Linked DNA regions of Homo sapiens: region 1 is linked to region 2. A link is an interaction called in ENCODE POLR2A ChIA-PET data of the cell type or tissue named here. Cell type or tissue: PC-9. All regions are shown on one strand. Each heading gives the region's core, and the rest is flanking DNA. Links, peaks and the distances in the headings are about the cores only.

Region 1 (5,379 bases), core at 249-5,248, 110 kb after region 2:
CCTAGAAGACAACAGAGGCCATTTGGTTTCATTTAGGGATAGACCCTGGTTGGCAAGAGTAAGACCAGGTCTTGTTTTGTTCTTCCTAGAAGAGAACAGACCCTATAAGAAAGCTTCTGTATTCTGAAGAAAAGACTGTATCATGTTTATCTTCAGGGCTGTTCTTAATATATTGATATATTGATGCCTAGGGACTCCTCTTCCTATCTACTTGCAGAAGCTTGAATTGGTTTACGGGAAAACAGAGAATTATTTCACACTCAGAAGTAAAAACCATGGCTGGACGCAATGTCTCACACCTGTAATCCCAGCACTCTGGGAGGCTGAGGTGGGGTGGATCGCTTGAGGCCAAGAGTTCAAGACCAGCCTGGCCAACATGCTGAAACCCTGTCTCTACTAAAAATACAAAACTTAGCCGGGCATGGTGGTGTGTGGCTGTAATCCCAGCTACTTGGAAGGCTGATGTGTGAGATGTATCTCCCTCAAACCTTGCTACAACATTAGTAATGTACCAATGTCTGACATTAAAAAAAAATCATTGGCTTGTAAAATAAAAGCCTTCTATAAACTACAGTGTGTTTCAAATACTATATTTGAGTATTTTTAAAAAGAACAAAATTGTGGTCACTTTATTTCTTCATTTATTTATTCTTCCTCTGATTCCAGAAAGGATTTAAGGAAACTCACTCAATTCCTTTGATCTAGTGCCGGGATGGACTTCATCCCAAAGGGCTCACATGGGACAATCTAAAAGGAAGTCAAAGATGCCTTTTCTCCCCGCTCCTGCGGGGTGAACATGGATCCAAGGGGTGACTTTCTTTGCCGAAGTAGGGGGATCACCTGAGGTCAGGAGTTTGAGACCAGCCTGACCAACATGGTGAAACCCCGTCTCTACTAAAAATACAAAATATACTTGGGCATGGTGTTGCACACCTGTAATCCCAGCTACTCAGGAGGCTGAGGCAGGAGAATAGCTTGAACCTGGGAGGCGGAGGTTGCAGTGAACCGAGATCGTGCCACTGCACTCCAGCCTGGGCAACAGAGTAAGATTCCATCTCCAGAAAAAATAAAATAAAATAAGGGCCAGGCATGGTGGGGCACGCCTGTAATCCCAGCACTTTGGAAGGCCGAGGTGGGTGGATCACCTGAGATCGGGAGATCTAGACCAGCCTGACCAACATGGTGAAAACCTGTCTCTACTAAATACAAAAAAATTAGCCGGGTGTGGTGGCGCATGCCTGTAATCCCAGCTGCTTGGGAGGCTGAGGCAGGAGAATTGCTTGAACCCAGGAGGCGGAGGTTGCAGTGAGCTAAGATCATGCCATTGCACTCCAACCTGGGCAACAAGAGCGAAATTCCATTTAAAAATAAAAAATAAGAATCAATAAAAACAAATTAACTAAAAGAGAGCATTCTGAATGTTTTCACCACAAAGAAGTAATAAATATTTGAGATGATGGATTTGCTAATTACTCTGATTTGCTAATTATACAATGTATACATATATTGTACCCCATAAATATGTACAATTATATGTCAATGAAAGATAAATAAAACAGAAAAAAGTCACAGTAAAATCAAAATGATGCTTAAATTCAACAAAATTATAATGCTCTTTTGTTGTTTTGTCCACAACCATCATTCCTGTTTTTTTTCTTTTTGAGATGGAGTCTCGCTCTGTTGCCCAGGCTGGAGTGCAGTGGCATGATCTCCACTCACTGCAACCTCTGCCTCCCACGGTCAAGCAATTCTCCTGCCTCAGCCTCCCAAGTAGCTGGGATTGCAGGCATGTGCCACCATGCCCGGCTAACTTTTCTATTTTTAGTAGAGACGGGGTTTTATGTTGGCCAAGCTGGTCTCGAATTCCTGGCCTCAAGTGATCTGCCTGTCTTGATCTCCCAGGGATTTTTTGTTTGTTTGTTTTAATGGGAAACAACTCATCTATACTCGCAGTCCCCCATATTTCCATTCCAGCACCCAGAAGTGATCATATGACCCCAGACTGACCAATCAGAGTCACTGTGATAGTTTTAGAGATAGGCACGTAATCCAGTTTGTGCTATTGAGATTCATGCTCAAGAATCAATAGTTTGTTGCTAAACTGTGTTAAATGAAATTTATAGGAGGCCATTGGGTGGAACTGAGCTCTTGCACTAGGCTTAACAGATAAAACCAAAATGGAGTTACTCATACTGAAGTTTCCACCAAGCCAAAACTAAGCTATTTATTTGATCTTCCAAGAAATCAGGCAAGAAATAGATAATAGCCAAATCCCCAAACAGGCCTGTTTTGGGAAGCATGATGAGGTGGCCCCCTCTGCTTTAACCTTTATAAGGAAAGTAACTTTGTAACAACCAATCAGTTTTTGTTCTGTTCCTGCGTTCTTCAGCCCTCTTCTGCCTATAAAGTCAAATTTCTCTGCTCAACTCATCTGAACACTCATTCTATCTTATAGAATGAGTTGTTGCCCAATTCTAGAATTGCAAATAAAAGCCAATTCGATCTTTAATCTAAATTTGTTGTAATTTTGTCTTTTGATAGCTGAGAGAAGATAAGCTAAAAGGAGCTGTTGTTCACCTTGCCTCATGGAGAGAGACTATGTGAGAATGAAGTCACTACTGAAGACAATGAAATCAAGAAATGGAGAGAGATTCCATACCACCTAACTTAGGCACCTCAATCCAGCTATGTCTGGATTTTTAGTTATATGCCAATAAAGGTCTCATCTCTAAACTACTGGCTCAATATGCCAGTCTAAGATGGAAGATTTACTATTTCCTAGTAAGATGAGAAAAATTTCATTTACAAGACTTCTTTATTCTGAGATTATACCTTTCCTAATTTTTGGTGTTAGAGTATTTACGAATTGATGGTGATAGTGGATAACAATTGTATTTTACCAATAGTCCTTAATAGAAAATTAGAAAGTTAGTCCAAAATAGAAAGTAGCCAGGCATGGTGGCTCATGCCTGTAGCCCCAATACTTCGGGAGGCTGAAGGAGGAGGATCACATGAGCTCAGGAGTTCAAGACCAGCCTGGGCAAGATGGTGAAACCCCCATCTCTACAAAAAATTTAAAAATTAGCCAGGCATAGTGGTACATGCCTGTAGTCTCAGTTACTCAGGAGGCTGAGAAAGGAGGATCACTTGAGCCCAGGAGGTCAAGGTTGCAGGCAGCTGTGATTGTGCCACTGCACTCCAGCCTGGGCAACAGAACAATACCCTATCGAAAAAAAAAAAAAAAAGAAAGTTGGTGGGCCCTTTATCCTTCCATTAAAAAAAAATTAGGTCATTTTGTAGGTCATAAGCATGATGATTGAGTTTTCATGCTCATGCGTGAGATGTACCTCCCTCAAACCTTGCTACAACATTGGTAATGTACCAATGTCTGACATTAAAAAAAATTATTGGCTTGTAAAATAAAAGCCTTCTATAAACTACCGTGTGTTTCAAATACTATATTTGGATATTTTTAAAAAGAACAAAATTGTGGTCACTTTATTTCTTCATTTATTTATTCTTCATCTGATTCCAGAAAGGATTTGAGGAAACTCACTCAATTCCTTTGATCTAGTGCCCGGGATGGACTTCATCCCAAAGGGCTCATATGGGACAATCTAAAAGGAAGTCAAAGATGCCTTTTCTCCCTCCTCCTGCAGGGTGAACATGGATCCAAGCGGTGACTTTCTTTGCCTCCTCCCTGAGACTGCAGGGGGAGGCAGGCAGAGTAACAGCAGAAACAAGCAGTGCTTTTTCTGTTTGGCTTTTCCCCGGGCTGCTGGCCTCTTATCCCTTCATGGCTCCAGGCAGTGCTTCTTAGGTGATGCTACACCCACCTGCAGCAGGGCCTGGTGGGGTGGGGGCGAAGGGGTGCAGGAAGTATGTGAACAGAATGAAGGTGGGAGAAAGAAAGATTAACGAGTAGCAGTGTGGGGAGGATCATGAAGTGGTGAGGGAAAGAATAAGAGACAGTAGGGGTAGGGGGAAGCCTTTATAAATAGTGATATTTAACTTCTGGGAGGAGGGAGAGAAGTGATGTTTGCTTAAGCATTTGCTCAGGGGGAATGTTTACTCATGGTTAAACCCAGAATACAGTTAGTGTTAAAGTAGAAATGAAGCTGCATTCCAGGCAGGAGGTGGGCATGGTGGATTGCAGGGTGTGTGCTGAGAGTGTGTGTATGAGACAAATTGTGGTACCACATGTGTAAAGATGATGCTCTAGACACAGGAAGTCTAACTTCTCCAGTTCTGATGGCAGATTTGTACCAAGTCATGCTGTCCTACTTTCTATATCCTTGCTTTCGAGATGGCTGGTTGGGTTTAGGGGTGTTTTCTGTGGCCACGGAGAAAGTGAATCTTACTGGCTCACTTATTAATAGACTCAGTGTGGTTTGGATGCTACACTGTCTTGGACCTATGCTGAGTTAGACTTCTAGCACATTGAGATCATAAATCAGGAAACTGAGCATGCACACACACCCCCTTACGTTCAAGAGATGCAGTTGCTAGAACCAGGTGGGCTCTTTCCTGCCACAGGGCTCCTGGGCTTGCTATTTGAGTGGCTGCAGCTGTGCCTGGGAGGATGGGGCCCCTGCCTGATCCCGGGCCCCAAGAGGACCGGGATGCCTGGGTCCATAGCCATGGCTTGGGCAGTTGCAGCGGCACCTGGGGAGCTCCTGCCCCAACTCGGAAGGAATGGGGCTCCCGCTGGTCCCTGGCTCCCGCTGGCTCTATTGAGCTTGCAGCCCCAGCTGCACCTCCCTGCTGCAGCCGGCGTGATGGCAGCAGCCACTCCAGATGGCCCGCCGCTGCCATCATAAGCACATGGTGGGTTTCTTTGGCAACCAGACCCATCCTGAAGCTATCTAGGGGCTTTCAGCTACCAGTCATCTCATTAACATAAACTCAGGTGTAATTCAAATTCAGGGGCTTGTTACCGGTAGCAAAAGAGCTCCTATCACCTCTGTCATTCAGGAAGTTACAAGGGTTTTAGAAGTTGTACACCAGGGGACAAAGACAAAATATATATTTCTTAATAGGTCTGCTAAGTTAGGTTTATCATAAAGCTGCCTCCTTACACAGTTCAAGTTCAGTGTAAAGATTTTGCCATACATAGTGAACTATAACCTTATTGGATGCATAAACAGACTGTAACCTATTCTTGTGCCAATCACTGAATTTAAGCCAATCAAAGGTGACCAACTATTCAAAATGTGTCCAAATAAGGCAAATGCAAAGCTGTAACCAATCCAACTGTTTCTGTCCATCACTTTCCTTTTTCTGCCTGTAAGTCTTTTTTGACTACGCAGCTGTGCAGGAGTCTTTCTGAACCTATTCTGCTTTGGGGGCTGCCTGATTTGCAAATCATTCTTTGCTCAA
Region 2 (5,379 bases), core at 205-5,204:
CTCACTGCAGCCTTGACCTCCTGAGCTCAAGCAATTCTCTGCCCTCAGCCCCCCAAATAGCTGGAACTACAAGTGTGCCCCACCATACCTGGCTAATTTTTGTATGTTTTGTAGGGATGGTGTTTCACCTGGTTGGTCAGGCTGGTCTCGAACTCCCGAGCTCAGCAATCCACCCACCTTGGCCTCCCAAAGTGCTAGGATTACAGGCGTGGGCCACCGTGCCTGGCCTTCACGGCCACTTTGGAATTCCTAAAGCCACCCATGTCTTCATCTGGTTGCACCATTCTACATTAGTCTGCCACCTTCTTTTTGCAGCCCTTTCCCTAGTTGCATTCTTAGAATCTTCACCATCCAGACATGATTTACATTCAATTCGCCGTTCTTCAACTTCCCTGATAGTCACTGTTCTATATCAATTACAAACTAGCAAAGCTACACCTATAATCTCTTTCAAACTCTGGGTCACGAAATATACTTAATGGGTCACAGTCAGCACTGTTTTGATGAAATAGAATGGATTTTTTTTTTTTTTCTGTAGAGACGGGGTTTTCCCATGTTGCCCAGGCTGGTCCAGAACTCCTGGGCTCACATGATCTGCCCACCTTGCCTCGGCCTCCCAAAGTGTTGGGATTACTGGTGTGAGCCAACACGCCCGGCTGATCAAATAGAAAAGAAAATATCAGAAAACATCGGACATAAAAATTAGCTGGGTGTGGTGGTACGCATCTGTAGTCCCAGCTACTAGGGAGGCTGAGGTGGGAGGATCGCTTGAGCCCAGAAGGTAGAGGCTGCAGTGAGCTGTGATCACACTGCTACACCCCAGCTTGGGAAATAGCGTGAGACTGTCTCGAAAAAAAAAGGAAAACACTGGACATGGTAAAACTAAGCACAGACATACACAGAAACACACATCCTGGGTCATTATGAACAACATAGCTCTCGGCGGGATGTGTTTAAAATCAGGTAAAGCGAGTACTTTCCACCTATGACCATGTACCCAGAGTCTCCCAGTGCTGCTTGATCATTCTCTATCTCAGCCACCTGCCCTTTGCCCGTGGCTCCATAAGGCTTTAACTTGCCCTTCATGGTCTTCTCGGAGCCTTCCCTCATCGGATGTTTCAGACCTCATTTGTTCTTTGTGAATCCCCCACTGAACGCACGCCTGGCCTTCCGTTAGAGCCACCGGCATGGTACTCTCAGTCTTGGCTCCCTCAAGCCCCACCACCCACCATCCCTCCTCTAAAAATTAGTCCTTGCGCCTAGGTCTCAGCCTTTCAGTGTTGAGGCCTCTCTGCCACCTCTGTGTGTCTTCAACACATCGAAGCCTGCTACCCAACTCCTTGTTTGACTTTGGACAAGAAGCGAAGGGAAGAAGAAAAAATAAATGCAGGTGCTATCTTATGGAGGTGGGGCTATGGATATTTGCTTTCATTTCTCAGTTTATTGTCATAATCTAAGGTATAGTACACTATAGACACAGATGCTAAGACTCTCATTTCTGATTTGAATCAGACCTAAGGGGAGAAGGCGCCTTGCAGAAGCTGGTTAACTCCAACCACCTGAGAGCCCCAGGAACGACAACAGGTAATAAACTGGAAGAAAAATGAGTAACTGCTTAATTTAAAATTAAGCTCTTTTAGATAGCAGCCAACTTTATCTCATTTCTTTCTTAATACAAATAAATGACCCAGAGATACTTATTTCAAGTGCCTTAAAAAATCATATACACTGTCGTTTATGCTTCACCATCACACTAAAACTGGGTCACTGTGACTTCCTTCTGCCCAACTCAATGTGTGTATCTCCTTCCTCAACTTCCCTGACCTCTCTGGTTAGACTAAGGGCAAGAACCTCAGGTTCCAGTTTTTCTAACTGTTCCAGAAAATGCAAAAGACACAGTTGTATTCTGTATAGAGGCTAATGGCATTTGCCTGCACGACAGAAAGACTTGAGTTTGAATGCCAGTCCCATCAATTACTAGCCATGTGACCTGGGCAAATTACCTTCCCTCTAAGTGTCGGTTTCTTCACTGTAAAATAGGATAGAGTACCTAAACTGGCTGCAGAGTGGGTCACACCTGTAATCTTGCAGTGTGGGAGGACTGAGCTCAGGAATTCAAGACCAGCCTGGGCAACAGAGCAAGACCTCATCTCTACTAAAAATAAAAAAGCTAGTTGGGAGGCTGAGGTGGGAGGATCACTTGAGCCTGGGAGGTCAAGGCTGAGGTGAGCCATGATCACACCACTGCATTCTAGCCTAGGCAGCAGAGCAAGACCTTGTCTCAAAAACATGTGTGGCGGCTCGTGCCTATAATCACAGCATTTTGGGAGTCTGAGGAGGGAAGATCGCTTGAGGCCAGGCATCCAAGACTAGCCTGGGCAATATAGTGAGACTCCATCTCTACAAAAATTTAAAAACTAGCTGGGCCTGATGGTGCATGCCTATAGTTCCAGCTGCTCAGGGAGCTGAGGTGAGAAGATTGCTTGACCTGGGTAATCGAGGCTGTGGGTGAGCTGTCATTGTGCCACTGCAGTCCAGTCTGGATAACAATGTGAGACCCTGTCTAAAAAAAGAAGAAACAACAGTACCTAAACCTCAGAGGGCTGTCTATTGTAGAGAACAACTGAGATCCAGCTGGACCTATCTTGTGAGGGTATGTGGTGAGAGAAACACTCAGGAAACATTAACCATGCTACAACATCCCAGAGCTGTTTCCTCCTCCCTTCAGGGGGCAGAACCCTGATTTTTTTCCTGTGTCCGTTTTTCTCCCAGGTGAGTCAGGTAAATTCCATCTAGTGTAAGCCAGTGTCATGACCCATTCCCCTTTCTAGCCATCAGCTTAGCTGCATGCATGTCACCCACTTCTGGCCAACGAGAAATAAGGTATCTGATCAGGGAGCTCTGGAAAAGGTTTGCAAACTCTTAAAACGACACAGGGGTCACTCCTTCTGCTGGATGTTGTTGTATATGGTGTCATGGCTGGAACTGGGGTAGCCTCTTGTAATTAGGATTCTAATAAAGCAGCAAAATGATAGGATGTCCCCTCCCACACTGTGCCAGGGCTGGTCTGTAGGACCCACAGAACATGACAGAAGTGATGCTGTGTCATGTTCAAGATCAGGTTATAGAAGACTCTGTGGCTCCTGTCTCAGGCGTGCTTGCTCTTGCGTGCTCTCTCTCATTCTGTCTCTCGCTCTCTCTCACAGGTCACTCTAGGTGACTCATGACTCATGCCACGTCGTGAGGAAAGCCCAGGGAGAGGCTCACGTGGCAAGAAACTGACGCCTGAAGAACTGAGTGAGCTTTCTTGGAAGTAGATCCCTGAGCCCCAGATGATGGCAGTCCAGGCCAACAACTGACTCCAACCTCATGAGACCCTGGGCCAGAACCACCCAGCGGAGCCACCTCCAGACTCCTGACCTACAGAAGCAGCGAGGTAATACATGTTTAATGTTTTCAGCTGCTAAGTTTCAGTGAAATTGTTAAATAGCAATGGATAACCAATAAGTTCCCTTGTTTATAAGAACTAGATGAATGTTTTAAAAACATTTTGACAATGTCCCACATAAATGTATTTTAAATTATGACTCAGTACACATATATTTGAAATGAAAATAAAAGTTTCAGCCAGATGTGGTGGCTCACACCTGTAATCCCAGCAATGTGGGAGGCCGAGGTGGGTAGATCGCTTAAGCCCAGGAGTTTGAAACCAGCCTGGGCACAGCCTGGGCAACATGGCAAAACTCCATCTCTACAAAAAAAAAATTACAAAAATTAGCTGGGCGTGGTGGCACATGCCTGTATTCCCAGCTATGTGGGAGACCAAGGTAGGGAGGATGACTTGAGGCTGGGAGGTTGAGGCTGCAGTGAGCTGAATTCGCACCACTGCACTCCAACCTGGGCGACAGTGTAAAAATCCTGTGTCAAAAAAAAAACAACAGATAAGTTTCAAAAATTGGTAGTTAAACTTACAGTGCATTCTGATATTTTCTTTTGTTTTTTTTTTTCTTGAGACCAAGTCTTGCTCTGTACCCCAGGCAGTGGTGTAGTGGCTCGTGGCGCGATTTCAGCTCACTGCAGCCTCAACCTCCTAGACTCAAGCAATCCTCCAACCTTGGTCTCCCAAGTAGCTGGGATTACAGGAGCCCATGACCACGCCCAGCTCTATTTTTAGTACAGACAGGGTTTCACCATGTTGGCCAGGCTGATCTCAAACTCCTGACCTCAGGTGATCCTCTTGCCATGGCCTCCCAAAGTGCTGGGATTACAGGTGTGAGCCACTGTGCCTGGCCGCATTCTGGTATTTTCTTGAAAAATAAGTTGATCTCATGACCCAGTAATGGGCTGCAACCATGAGTGTGGAAAAACATTGTACTGTATGACATCCAAAACTACTTCTATTGCTAACATCCTATTATTACCCCAAAGTAGGCTGAGACAGAAGGAAAGCAGAGGACAAGTAACCTCTGGACTAAGTACCTACACCTGTATCTTCCCGGAGGCATAGTTACTCAGTATCAGGAAGGCCACTTACTCCTGCCCATGAAGTTTTTTTAAAAAGCTGCTTCTGAAACAACACAGGAGCTCATACCTACAGCATCGCTGATTTCCAGAGCAGCCAATAATTGCTTCGAGACCTTAATCACCATCTGCATATTTCCAAAAAGTCCCTCAAAATCAATGTTTGGTACCTGAGAAAAGGAAACAAAACATAAAAATGCACGGAAATGAGCTTAATGGCATTTCAATCATCTTAGGAACAGCTCTTCAAGAATTGTAGAAAAATTGCTCAAGGTCACTTTCTTCACTCACTTTCATGAAGTTTCCAGACTAGAAATATCCAACATTATCTTTAGTGTCATCCTTTGTCCTTGATCCAACTATTCTCTGCCACCCCAACCAGCACTTTAGTAAAGTGATAATGGAACCAATTTGGCCTACAAATGCACTGGGATACAAATTCCCACCCGCAACCAACATCCCGTAGCACTGCCTACCTGCTGCAGAAGTACTTGGGAGTGAATGCTCCAAGGGTGTAAACCCAAGCCCAGCCCAGCTGGTCAAGTTACAAGCAACAAGGACTATAAACCCCAGGACATTGTTACCCTTTTCTTACTACCTCCAGCATCTAGAAAAGTCCCTAGCCTACTCACATGTTAGTAAGGGTTTCCTGGATAAACTCTATATGAACAGGTACTAGAGTCATGTAACTGCTCACCCCCAGGTTTTGTTACATCATCACTCAGCCTTCTAGCAGGGCCACGATTCAGACTCCCTGGAACTGCTTTCAGGAGCCACAGAAACAGGAAGTGTCCTAGGAGTGACTGCAGTGTCTGGTAGGTTAACAGTAGACTTGACAAGTGAAAGGATGCTGAAGGC

What was found. ChIA-PET counts read pairs that join two places held together with the same protein. Peaks named below come from ENCODE experiments on the same cell type or tissue, not always from the same donor. Only the 100,000 strongest peaks of a DNase experiment are listed, where the experiment ranks them.
Region 1: POLR2A ChIA-PET joins it to region 2 with 6 read pairs; 13 of 35 experiments call an interaction of 5 or more read pairs at or near these places.

Annotation. Positions count from the first base shown.
Region 1 is chr10:100,016,306-100,021,684 of GRCh38, forward strand. LOC124902583 (small nucleolar RNA U13) reads left to right here and starts at 3,289; the gene lies at 3,289-3,394. RefSeq lists a silencer at 4,363-4,562. In PC-9, for the core only: no CTCF peak of the experiment used is centred there; no DNase peak of the experiment used is centred there.
Region 2 is chr10:99,903,404-99,908,782 of GRCh38, forward strand. It overlaps DNMBP (dynamin binding protein), which reads right to left. Exons shown (of 17, transcript NM_015221.4): 6 at 4,592-4,691. Among named protein-coding and RNA genes, the nearest start is that of DNMBP-AS1, 21 kb to the right of the region's middle. RefSeq lists an enhancer at 2,529-3,728. In PC-9, for the core only: a CTCF peak has its summit at 3,372; a DNase peak (open chromatin) is centred at 3,248; H3K27ac peaks cover 2,872 bases.